2 separate regions of the Mus musculus genome follow, and region 2 is linked to region 1. Evidence: chromatin loops called from intact Hi-C (ENCODE). Cell type or tissue: heart. All regions are shown on one strand.

The links. A loop is a pair of places that touch in the nucleus more often than their neighbours do. Peaks named below come from ENCODE experiments on the same cell type or tissue, not always from the same donor. Only the 100,000 strongest peaks of a DNase experiment are listed, where the experiment ranks them.
Region 2: it touches region 1 in a loop (3-fold over the local background); 6 of 42 quality-filtered maps call a loop at or near these places.

Annotation. Positions count from the first base shown.
Region 1 is chr1:190,168,330-190,173,329 of GRCm38, reverse strand. Prox1 (prospero homeobox 1) reads left to right here and starts at 2,503. Exons shown (of 5, transcript NM_008937.3): 1 at 2,503-3,062. Prox1os (prospero homeobox 1, opposite strand) reads right to left here and starts at 3,034. Exons shown (of 2, transcript NR_151620.1): 1 at 2,902-3,034. In heart, no CTCF peak of the experiment used is centred here; DNase peaks (open chromatin) are centred at 2,589, 3,929 and 4,339; H3K4me3 peaks cover 5,000 bases; H3K27ac peaks cover 5,000 bases.
Region 2 is chr1:190,043,777-190,048,776 of GRCm38, reverse strand. It overlaps Gm39736 (a long non-coding RNA gene), which reads left to right and starts at 3,627. Exons shown (of 2, transcript XR_865850.3): 1 at 3,627-3,843. Gm30446 (a long non-coding RNA gene) reads right to left here and starts at 53. Exons shown (of 6, transcript XR_865859.2): 1 at 13-53. In heart, a CTCF peak has its summit at 2,798 (motif pointing left); no DNase peak of the experiment used is centred here; H3K27ac peaks cover 1,648 bases.

The DNA of each region.
Region 1 (5,000 bases):
GTGCTGGCCAGGATGGGCAAAAGAATGGTTTGCAAGGAGCTTGGCCCCTGACTTCGCAGATGTAGCCGGTATTTAGGACACCTCTGGTCTCCAGGCTGACTGATAGCTTTTTCTCTATCAGAAAACAAACCGCGAGTCGGCAGAGATAGGGGCCCTGGGCCTCACGACCGCGACTGCTCTAGTGCGGCTTGGAACCCAGGGGAGCTCCGCTTAAGCCCTGGCCAGACAGCACGCCGGGAGCTTGGCTCACGCGTGGCCTGGACAGTTAGGGGGCAAGACAGGGCTCGGCTAAACCTTTCAGAACCCCAGGTCGCCACCCCAGCTCACACGCCCAGCATGGCCAGCGCTCGGCTTTCCACGCGCAGCTCCTGTGCCCTACTGCGGGCTGCGAACTGCTGCAGCTGAGCCTCAGAGGCGCAGGCTGTCGGTGGGGAGTTTGCTTGTCTGTCTGGTGGTTACCCCAGCTTTATGTCAGGCCTATTTTGTCCCTCTGCGAGATTGATAAATGACTTATTTGAGGGCACGCAGGAAACTTTTCCCGCCGCCAGATCCCAATCGTGTCATGTGCAAAGCGTGCGTCCGAACGCTAAGTGCAACTACAACAAACTACAACAGAGTGGAATCTCTCCGTCCACCCTTGCCTCTTTTCTCCCCCTCCAACCTCCTTTCTTCCTTCCTCTGTATCCTCCCTTTTAGCCGTCGAACTGACGCTAACTTACAAGCGCAAACAGATTCTTCAAGAGAAAAAATAAAGGGTCGAAAAAATTCTCGAATCCCAAATTCCACCCTTTTCAGTACATCCGTTTACCTCAAAGGTGTCCAACCCATATTTCACCCCCATCTAACGGGCACGTGAGTGGGTAATTTCACTCCCTGGCCCCGATTTACGACAGGAGTCCATCATTGGAGGTGCGGGTAGTGTACTGAGCAAGCGCTGGGCAATGCTGTTTCCCGACTTGAGCTCGGGAAAGTCTTCAGGCAGTCAAGGAGGTGGGAAGACGGATAGGTGTGCTTAGGTGAGCTTTTTTTCCTGCACACCCACCTACCTCTCTCTCTCTCTCTCTCTCTCTCTCTCTCTCTCTCTCTCTCTCTCTCTCTCTCCCTCCCCCCCCCTGTCCTTTTCAATATTTGAATTCCGTGCCTGCCAAAAGTTTCCCACAGGGCACACACTTCAGACATACACACTGACACCGTTGTTCGACTCACAGGGGATTAATATCCTCTCCCATTCTGATAAATCGGAGAAGGTCCTAGAGTGTGCGCGGCAGACGATGGCGGCGGGTCTGCTGGTGTACTCGCATCTTATAAATACCCTGTCACAACACGTTTCAACCTTTGATCTGATTGAATTGGAGGGACTCAGAAAAAATTCTTGTCCCCACAGCACCTTTTGTAAAAGTCTCTAATCTCCTAGGTATGAACATTTAAAGTGCTTCTCAGCTCTTGAGGCTCGGGGTTTATGGAGTGTTTATGTCCACACTGCCTCTTTAGTAAGCGCTGCTGTTAACTGTGCCCAGGGAGAGGACCATTCAAGCTGAGGCTGGAGGCTCTTCAGCATTTGTCAAGGAAAGCCAAGGCCCTCTTTAAGAGCCACGTTATCTGAAGAAACCTTGCTGCTAATTTTCACCCAAGATGTCAAACCAACGTGTGTTTTATGTGGCTTTAAGTATTAGAGTCTGAGATGTCTTGCCCAATAAACTTTTAAGTTTGTCATTCAGACTTCGAAATCATGTGAATCCTATATCGAACTAGTTTCTTTGGCCATGTAGGGATGTGCGAACTGGAGAAGGGTGGCCAGAAACGATGTTTATAGCATATGTGGTCACTATGCCTACAATTGAAATAATACTTTTAAAGGTAATCGGGGGCGAATTCCTATAAATTCTGAGGTCTGATTGACTGGGACTCAGCCAGTGCGGGTAGAGGTTTTTAATATCAGACTTAGCGGCCCCAGTGTGAAATCTCTGGCACTTATTTATTTTTTAAAACCTAAGCCTACCTGTGTTTGCTCATCCTCTTTAAAAGGAAACTAGGGTGACTGGTCCTATTGATACTATCTATGATCATTTCCAAAGCAGAACGAGTTGTGCCCCCCCCCCACAACATTCCGCCCTTTATGCCACCCCGACCCTTAAAATATCCACTTTTTTTTATCCTGTATACTTTTCCGAGCCTTCCTCCATCCCAGTCTGGGGAGTGCTCCCGGCCGCTGGGAGAACTCCATCATCTGTGTCAGTGAAATGGAAAAAAAAAAAAAAAAAAAAAAAAGACCTGCGTCCTGGAAGAGCAAGTGTGAGCCGGGCGCCGCGGTGCACAACGCCCGCAGATGGCTCGCGGCGGCCGGGGCGCGGCGATCCAGGCGCCCCAAGCAGTGGCAGGGCGGGGTGGGGGCCGGGGCTGGTGGCCCGGGCGGGGGAGCGCTGGGCCCCCCTCTCCTCCTCTCTCCCCAGCCCCTCACCCCCACCCCTTTTATATATATGTATATTTTTTTCCTCACAAGTTCTCTTGCCTCGCTATCCCCCCTTGAATCCGAAGGCGCCTCGCGATTGGGTGCTGGGACCGGGTACGTCAGTGGGACTGTGACGTGCAGTCTTCCTGTTTCCTTCAGCTGTGTCTTAAAGTAAATCTTGTTGTGGAGCGGAGCCCTCAGCTGAGAGAGCGCTGGGAAAGCGACGGCCACTGCAGCCGGGGAAGCCGCGCGGCGCACACAAGCCTCTCCGCCGTGCCCGCTGCTCCTCGGGCCACCGCTCCGCGCTCCAGCCCTCGCCGCCTTCTCCGCTCTCTCTCCCCTTCTTTCCCCGGGCTCCCGGCTCTGCCCTGCGCGCCTCTCCCCTCCCCTCCCTCCTTTCTCCCCTCGCCTCTCAGCACTCGCCCAGATCACTCGCTCCCGCACAGACTCACCGACCCCTGGGCCAATTATCACCAGTAAGACATCACCGCGTGCGCGCGTGGGTTTCTTCTCTGCCCGCAAGAGAAGAAGAGAGGGGGAGAGAGAGAGAGAGTGAAAAGAAAGAGAGAGAGAAAGAGAGAGAGTGGCTGCGCCCCGCTGCTGCCCGCACCGCGTAAGTATCTTCACCCGGTTGCTGTCCCCTCCCCTTTTCCAGAATCGCTCGCACTGGCTCGTTCTTGAATGGGAAAGAGAGAGAAGAGCCTCCCGTTACTCACACCCGTGTAAACATTCTTTTTCCAAGGGGGAAAATGGTGTTATTTACATGAATCGTGATCAAATAGCCTCTAAAAACAGTTTTCTAAGCAGGAGGCTCAGTGGAACTCCGAGCTCCGCTCCTCCCAGTAAACGAAGAGTAAGTGACCTGCTTGGCTTTTATTTCTTTCTCGCGCCTGCCGGTGACTGGGATGATGGTGGCGATGGGGGGAGGCTGGTGTTGCTGGACTTGTCGCTGATCTTGTCACCTTTTGTGTACTGTGTCTGGGATGCGCTGAGGCTCTGGCTTTCTTTTATTTTGTATTATTTTTATTTCTTTATTTTTCTTGCACTCTTTTCAGGGGAGGGGGCCGCGAGGGGGATGAGTCCCTTTTGGTTGTTGTTCTTCTAGATTTTTTTTTTCTTGCAATCTTCCCAGCTTCTTCTTTTTCTTCTCCGGGAGTTGAAACTCCAGGGCCTGTCCCCGAGTCCTTCTCCCTTTGTCTTGTTTATTCTAGCTGCCTTTCTTCCCGGCTTTCCCTATTTGCTTGCTGTTTGCATACCTTTCACTTCTCCTTTTTTAACCCGGGGCAGAGGGCCGGCCGTGGGGAAGAGGGCGGGGAGGAGGGGGCGCCCGGTGACTTTCCTCTGTGTGCTCAGCGCCGGGAGCTTGCACCCAGCTCTGCAACAGAGGAGAGACGAGTTGGGGGACGGTCCGGTACGGAGGAGCGAGCGCGGTGCCAGTCCACCCAGTCTGCTTGCGCCGCGCTGGGAAGCACTGAGTAGGGGGAGTTTGCCCGAGAGCCTCAGGGGTCGCTAGTGGGGCGACCTGGACGCCGCACCGAAGAGGGCCGGCCCGGGGTCGGGTTGTGCTTGGGCCGCCCATAGACGAGAAGAAGCTCCCAGCCATTACTGGCACGCTTGGGTGGTGGGCAGCTGCGCCCTGGCCTCGCTGAGTGCCGCTACTCTGCTGCCCCAGTTCCTAGGACTGGGGAGGGAGGAGAAGAGCCCAGCAGAGTGGAGAGGTGAGAGTGATTGTTGCTGAGAAGAAGGACGAGGAGGGCGGGAGGAAGGGGGAGAGCTGCTATCTTGCCTGAACAGACAAGGGGAAGAGACGGGGAGGGGGGCGGTAGACCTCACCCAAAGTCCAGCTGAGCAAGTTGTCGTTGCCTTTGCTGCGCCAGCCGGTTAGTCCTGCTAAACTGAGCGCCTATGCAGAGAGCGATGGGGGCCGGGGGAGAGCAGCGAGCCACACTCAGACTCTCCCACCCCTGCCTAGCTTCTTGGGAAGTTGAGTCTTCCTGGCGGCTCAGAGCAGAAGCCGAAGGAGGGGCTGAGAGACAGTCTTAAGTAGCCCAAGGTTGCTGGTTGGAGCGCGAAACGCTGTTCTTGGCAGCCCAGAGCCCTTCTCTGCCTCGGGGAAGGCTGGAACCGCACCTGCTTGCTTCTATTTTTCCTAGAAGATCTGTGTTGTCTCCTTAAGCTAATGAAAACAGAACAAGCCCAGGGTGGCCTCCTCTCTCAGAGTCTCCCTCTTGTTCTCCCTTTCCGAGTTCTGCCTGCTTTTTTACCACCCCCTTCCCATGCCCCTCTGTTAAAAAAAAAAAAAAAAAATCATTTCCTCTCCTAAACCAGTCAGGCAAAAGTCTGTTAACAGAACGCACATGGACAGGGCTGGACAGGTGTGTTGTGTCAAGAAAGACAGGTGCAAGTTTCCTGGGGTCTGTCTTTCTGTACAGCTCCAGACTCCAGGCTTCTGGGACGAAGGGGTTTGTGAATTTATGGTGGTTCTCCTTAACGGGATTGTCAGGCTAATGGGAATCAGGCTCTTGGCTGTTGTGTCTGAGCCCCTGCCGTG
Region 2 (5,000 bases), 120 kb after region 1:
CTCCACTCTCACCTGGCTTCTCTATTGACCTTCCCTGTGTAGCCAGACATTGCTCAAAGGGAGATAATGTCATTTGTTGACATTTCCCAGTGACAACAAAGTCAGGCCTTCTTTTGGGGAGAGAGTCTTTGCATATAATTAGCAGGTCAAATTTCCCTCCAGGGACTGAGGCCTGGCGGTCCTCCTAGCCAAAAGAAGCCACAGTCTTCAGGAAGAGATTAACTTGGTAAAAGACTTTGCTCAAGGATTTCAAAAGAACAGTAAATTAGGAAGGAGCTGAGATCTGTCTTTTATCTAGCACTTTCACTCCCTGAGAGGTCTACTCTGGGCATTAGAAGCTGAGGTGAAATTAACCAACCAACAGAACACATCTGCACCATCTACCTTGTTGTTTTTGTTTGGTTGTTGTTTTGTTTTGTTTTGTTTTTATTTTAATTTTGATTTTTTTGAAGCAAGGTCTCTTTAGGGCCTGGGCTCACCTATCAGGCAAAGCTAGGGTAGCTGGCCAGTAAGCCCCACAGGCTTCGTCTGCCTCTGCCTCCACAGAGCCAGAATTACAGGGTTGGCCACCACACACTTCTTAATGGGTTCTAAGGGTCCAGCACATGCTGTGTTCCCAAGGCAGGCATTTCACCAGTGACACTGTCCCATCCTGTTCCCCCCACCCCTGTACCTATTTCTGCTTTCACGGCGTGTGAAGTGCCTATCATCAGGTGACATGCCACTGATAAAAGGAGTCTGAAAATTACCTCAAATTTCAAGAAGTTTACCCATCTATTTTGGAAGAAAATGTAGAAGAGACTTACATCATAGAGATGGCAATATAATACAAAATACACTGTGTGTTGCATATGCAATTATTGTTATATAATTATATCTATGTAATTATTCATGTAAAATAAGATGGCTAATTAAAAGAATGAAAGATGTGGTACGCTGGGCACTTGAGGAATTAAGAGACATAAAATAACATTAAGCTGGAGTAACGTGTGAAGGCGCCAGCCAGGAGCCAGAGTCTAAAGCACCAGCTGAATCTAAATGAGATGGAAGGCAGTTTCTAGGAACGACCTGGGAAGGGAACCGAAGAGCTTTGGAAGTGATCACAAGAAATGTGGGAGGGTGATGATGCCAGGAGTCGGTGAGAGATGTGAAGAGCCACTGGGAAAGGCAGTTTGTCAGTCAGTAAATCATCACTCCCTGAGCCATGTACCAAGCCTTGGGGATGGCGCTGTTGCCATAGTCTATGAGCATGGAAGATGACCCCCACAGACCTTAAATGCCAGCCCTCGGGGGCTGTGTCCTACATGTAATGCCAACTAGATTTCCCCAGAGATTCTTACAACAGCAGTCACTTGACCTTCCCCTGCAAGTCCGGCCCCGCAGAGACTTGCCCAACAATGGTGTGAACCATGAAGGTTTGACCCTGAAGCACAGACTCCGTGACAACAAAGCCAGGAGCGTGAAAAGGCAAAGCAGGAGAAGAAACACTAGGGCTGACTGGAGGAGAGTGGGCAAGGGCTCAGGAAGTGGCCTGCTCAGCAGCACAGCAAACACAAGAAACACTAGGGCTGACTAGAGGAGAGTGGGCCAGGGCTCAGGGAATGGCCTGCTCAGCAGCACAAGCAAACACAAGGACCGGAGTTCAACTCCCAGAACCCCATGAAATGCCAAACATGGCGTGGCAACTTGTGCCTGTTGTCTCAGTGCTGGGGAGACTGGGACAGGAGGCTCCTGGGGCTCTCTGGCTGGCTGGCCTAGCTGAATTGATGAATAACAAGCTCAGTGAAACACCCTGTCTAAAGGGATGATGAGCAATTGAAAAAGACACTGGATATTATACACACACACACACACACACACACCTACAGGCATGCAAACGCATGCACAACCACAAACATGCACACACAGGCACATGCAAACACATTCATGAATGCACAAGCACAATAGGTACAAATTTACACAAGCCTGTGTGTACCCACGGACACATGGGCACACATGCTCCCCAGCTTGGAGAACATTTAATAAATGCGATCTTACTGTCTTTTCACCCTGACCCTGGGCTTCTGAGGAGCACATGCTGACAGGTGTATTTGCTATGGGCACACATGAGAATGGAGCTCTCCTCCATAAACCAAAGGCATGTTTAGCTGTGTTGATGTTTAATTCACCAGTGGTATTTGGTCTCACATTTATTAGACTGAGGGATTACCCTGGGTTTGTAAACTAAATAACCAATCTCAGGAGCTGGTCTTAATTGACTTCCATCCCTCACACATCTTTTTTGGACCTCCTGTTTGAAATTTTGTTTGGAATTTTCAAGCCGAATTTTTCTTGCTAAGCATTCTTTCTCGAGAATCTAGTGGGATCCTCCTCAAAAACAGATCTTAAAGGGCAAGGAATCATATTTGAAAGCAAATTTAATTACCTTTAACTTTTGAAAGTTTCCCAACAAAGCTTGTCTAATTCTCTGACAAGTCCTGGTATCTGTAAATGGGACTGACCAAAAACCAATATTAAAAACAAAAGCAAACAAAAAAAGAAAGAAAAAAAAAAAAACCACAAACTCCCATTCAAGTGTGAAGAGCAAGAAACTATTGCATGAATGTCATCTGCTTGTCTCCCCTGAAGTAAGCCATCCCCTAGCCTTCAGTTGTCCACCTAAGAGTGGACCCATTCCTTAACCCATGCCAGAGACTTAAAAAACAGCTGGTGTCAGCCCCAGGCTTCCTTCTTGGTGGGCTCTGTACCTCTGCCAGGGACCAAAAGTAGATGAGCTGCTGACATCTGCTGGTTGCTTGGCAGAGCAGAGCGTAGGCTCTTTGAAGGGCTTTCTGCTGATTCCTGCTAGCTCCACCTGATTCCTGGAGGCTCCCCCACCAACTAATTCAGTGGGAAGGATCAAATGCAAAGCAAGAAATGTGGGACACTTCTCAAACCCCAGGAAGATGCATGTGGGCCAACAGAAGGAGAAGCAGCCTTCCCTCAAGGCTCACGGTCCTTCTAGGATTTAGAAGGCTTAGATTTGATCTCAACCACAGTGGCCAATGCTGAAACATTAAGGGCACGAGAATGCCTTCTGATTTTCCGTGGACTTGAAAACACTCTACTCTGTCTGGTTGTTCTTTGCCTCACAGATATTTCTCACAAGTTCTCCATTTGTTGGAGATCATAAAGTGGAGAATATTTTCAAGCCCCCTAGAGACTTTTATTTTTTTCTCCTGTCACATGGTGTCCAACCAGGAGTTAGTGCAACCCATGTGATGCCAGATCTTTGCTGGTGAAAATTCTTAGCCTACCTTTGGGGGAAGATGTAGGCTCCCTGCTGTAGATAGGACAAAGGGATCCCCTGTCCCCCAAGGGATGACTGATGCCTGGCAACAAACAACTGATTCCAGAGTATTAGGGACACTTTTTTTGCAAACACAATGGAAATTGGTCGTTATAGTAAAACATTTTATTTTTATAAATGTTTTATTTCTTCCTAGCAGTTAGCACCAAAAAACACACTTGATTTGTTCTCTTGGGTTTCATCTATTTACTCCTCCTGGAGATGTGAATCCTTCCTCCAGAGCATAGAACAGAGGGCTTGCCAGCCTGTCCGCCAGACTGTTGTTCCCAGGAGATGAAACTCAGCTACAAAGTAAAGGTCTGAAAAAGTTACAGAATGCAGCAACTTCCCGCTACAGCGCCCCAGATGGTCTCTGCAGGTGCTTTTCCAAGAGAACCCTGGAAAGCACACAGAAGCGTCCTGTCCAGTGACCCCGTGGAAGCTTTGTGAAGGAGACATGCAGGGCCACCCTGCCACTTCCAGCGGTTCCTGAAAGTAAGCTGGTGTGAGTAGAGGTGAGAGCCCTTCTAACTGTCCCCAGGCAGAAATGCCCATGGGCAAGGCTGTGTGTGCTCTCAGTGCTTGATCCCTGCCCGGGTATGTGAGCGTCTGTAGGGCCTGATGAAATGCGCTAGGCAACTTTCCCTACGCCTCTAGCTAAATGGCTTCCTGAGGAAATGAGAAATGGGCCTGGGGTGGATGGGAAAGAATGAAGAATTCCAGTAAAGAACTAAAAAGAGAGAGAGAGAGAGAGAGAGAGAGAGAGAGAGAAAGAAGAGAAGAGAAGAGAAGAGAAGAGAAGAGGAGAGGAGAGGAGAGGAGAGGAGAGGAGAGGAGAGGAGAGGAGAGGAGAGGAGAGGAGAGGAGAGGAGAGGAGAGGAGAGGAGAGGAGAGGAGAGGAGAGGAGAGGAGAGAAGAGAAAAGAACTTTTGTCTTTGGAACGGGGATTGTCAGATCTGAAACTCCAGGATCACCAATGATTAGAAATATAAGAAGCCATTTTTTTTATTTAAAAAAAAAAAAAGAAAGAAAGAAATAGAAGAGAAAGAAAAGTCCATGGCTCTGAAATTGCCGAGTAAATGCTTAGAAAGTAACAGTTTGGAAGGGAGGGGTTGGGGACACTTGGCACAGAGGGCTCAGAACCTGAGGTGCCTGACTCTGGACTCAACCCAAGCAGGGCAGTCACTTTCTGGCATCCATTAATGTAGTTTATGGTTAAATTACTGGACCCCATGTGGACTGAATGGGCCTCTTTATCTCTGAACAAACAGAGAAGGAAAGAGAATCTTCCCCCACGTCTGGCCCTGTCTGTATTTGTGGACCACACTGTGGGTTTTTCCATCCAGCTGTCAATCTTCCCTTGTTGTGGTTTTGGGGGCGGGGGAAGAGAAAAGGTTCAGAAGCCAGGAGGAGAGACCTGGCTGAGGAGCAGGTCAGAGTCAACTCCACTCTAGTGGGACAGATCATCAGGTGAAGTATGATGGTCAGGCTTCTCTTGAAGAATGAGAGAATTGGGAGCCTCGGGGATTCTGTACTTGCACGGTTCCCATCATAAGACGCACCCCAACTTCACCTCGCTTCCCACAGCAGTGCACAGGATTGTCCTATCATGCACTGCCCCTCATCCAAAACCCTATGGGTCTCAAATGCCATCAATGGTCGCAGGCTCAGC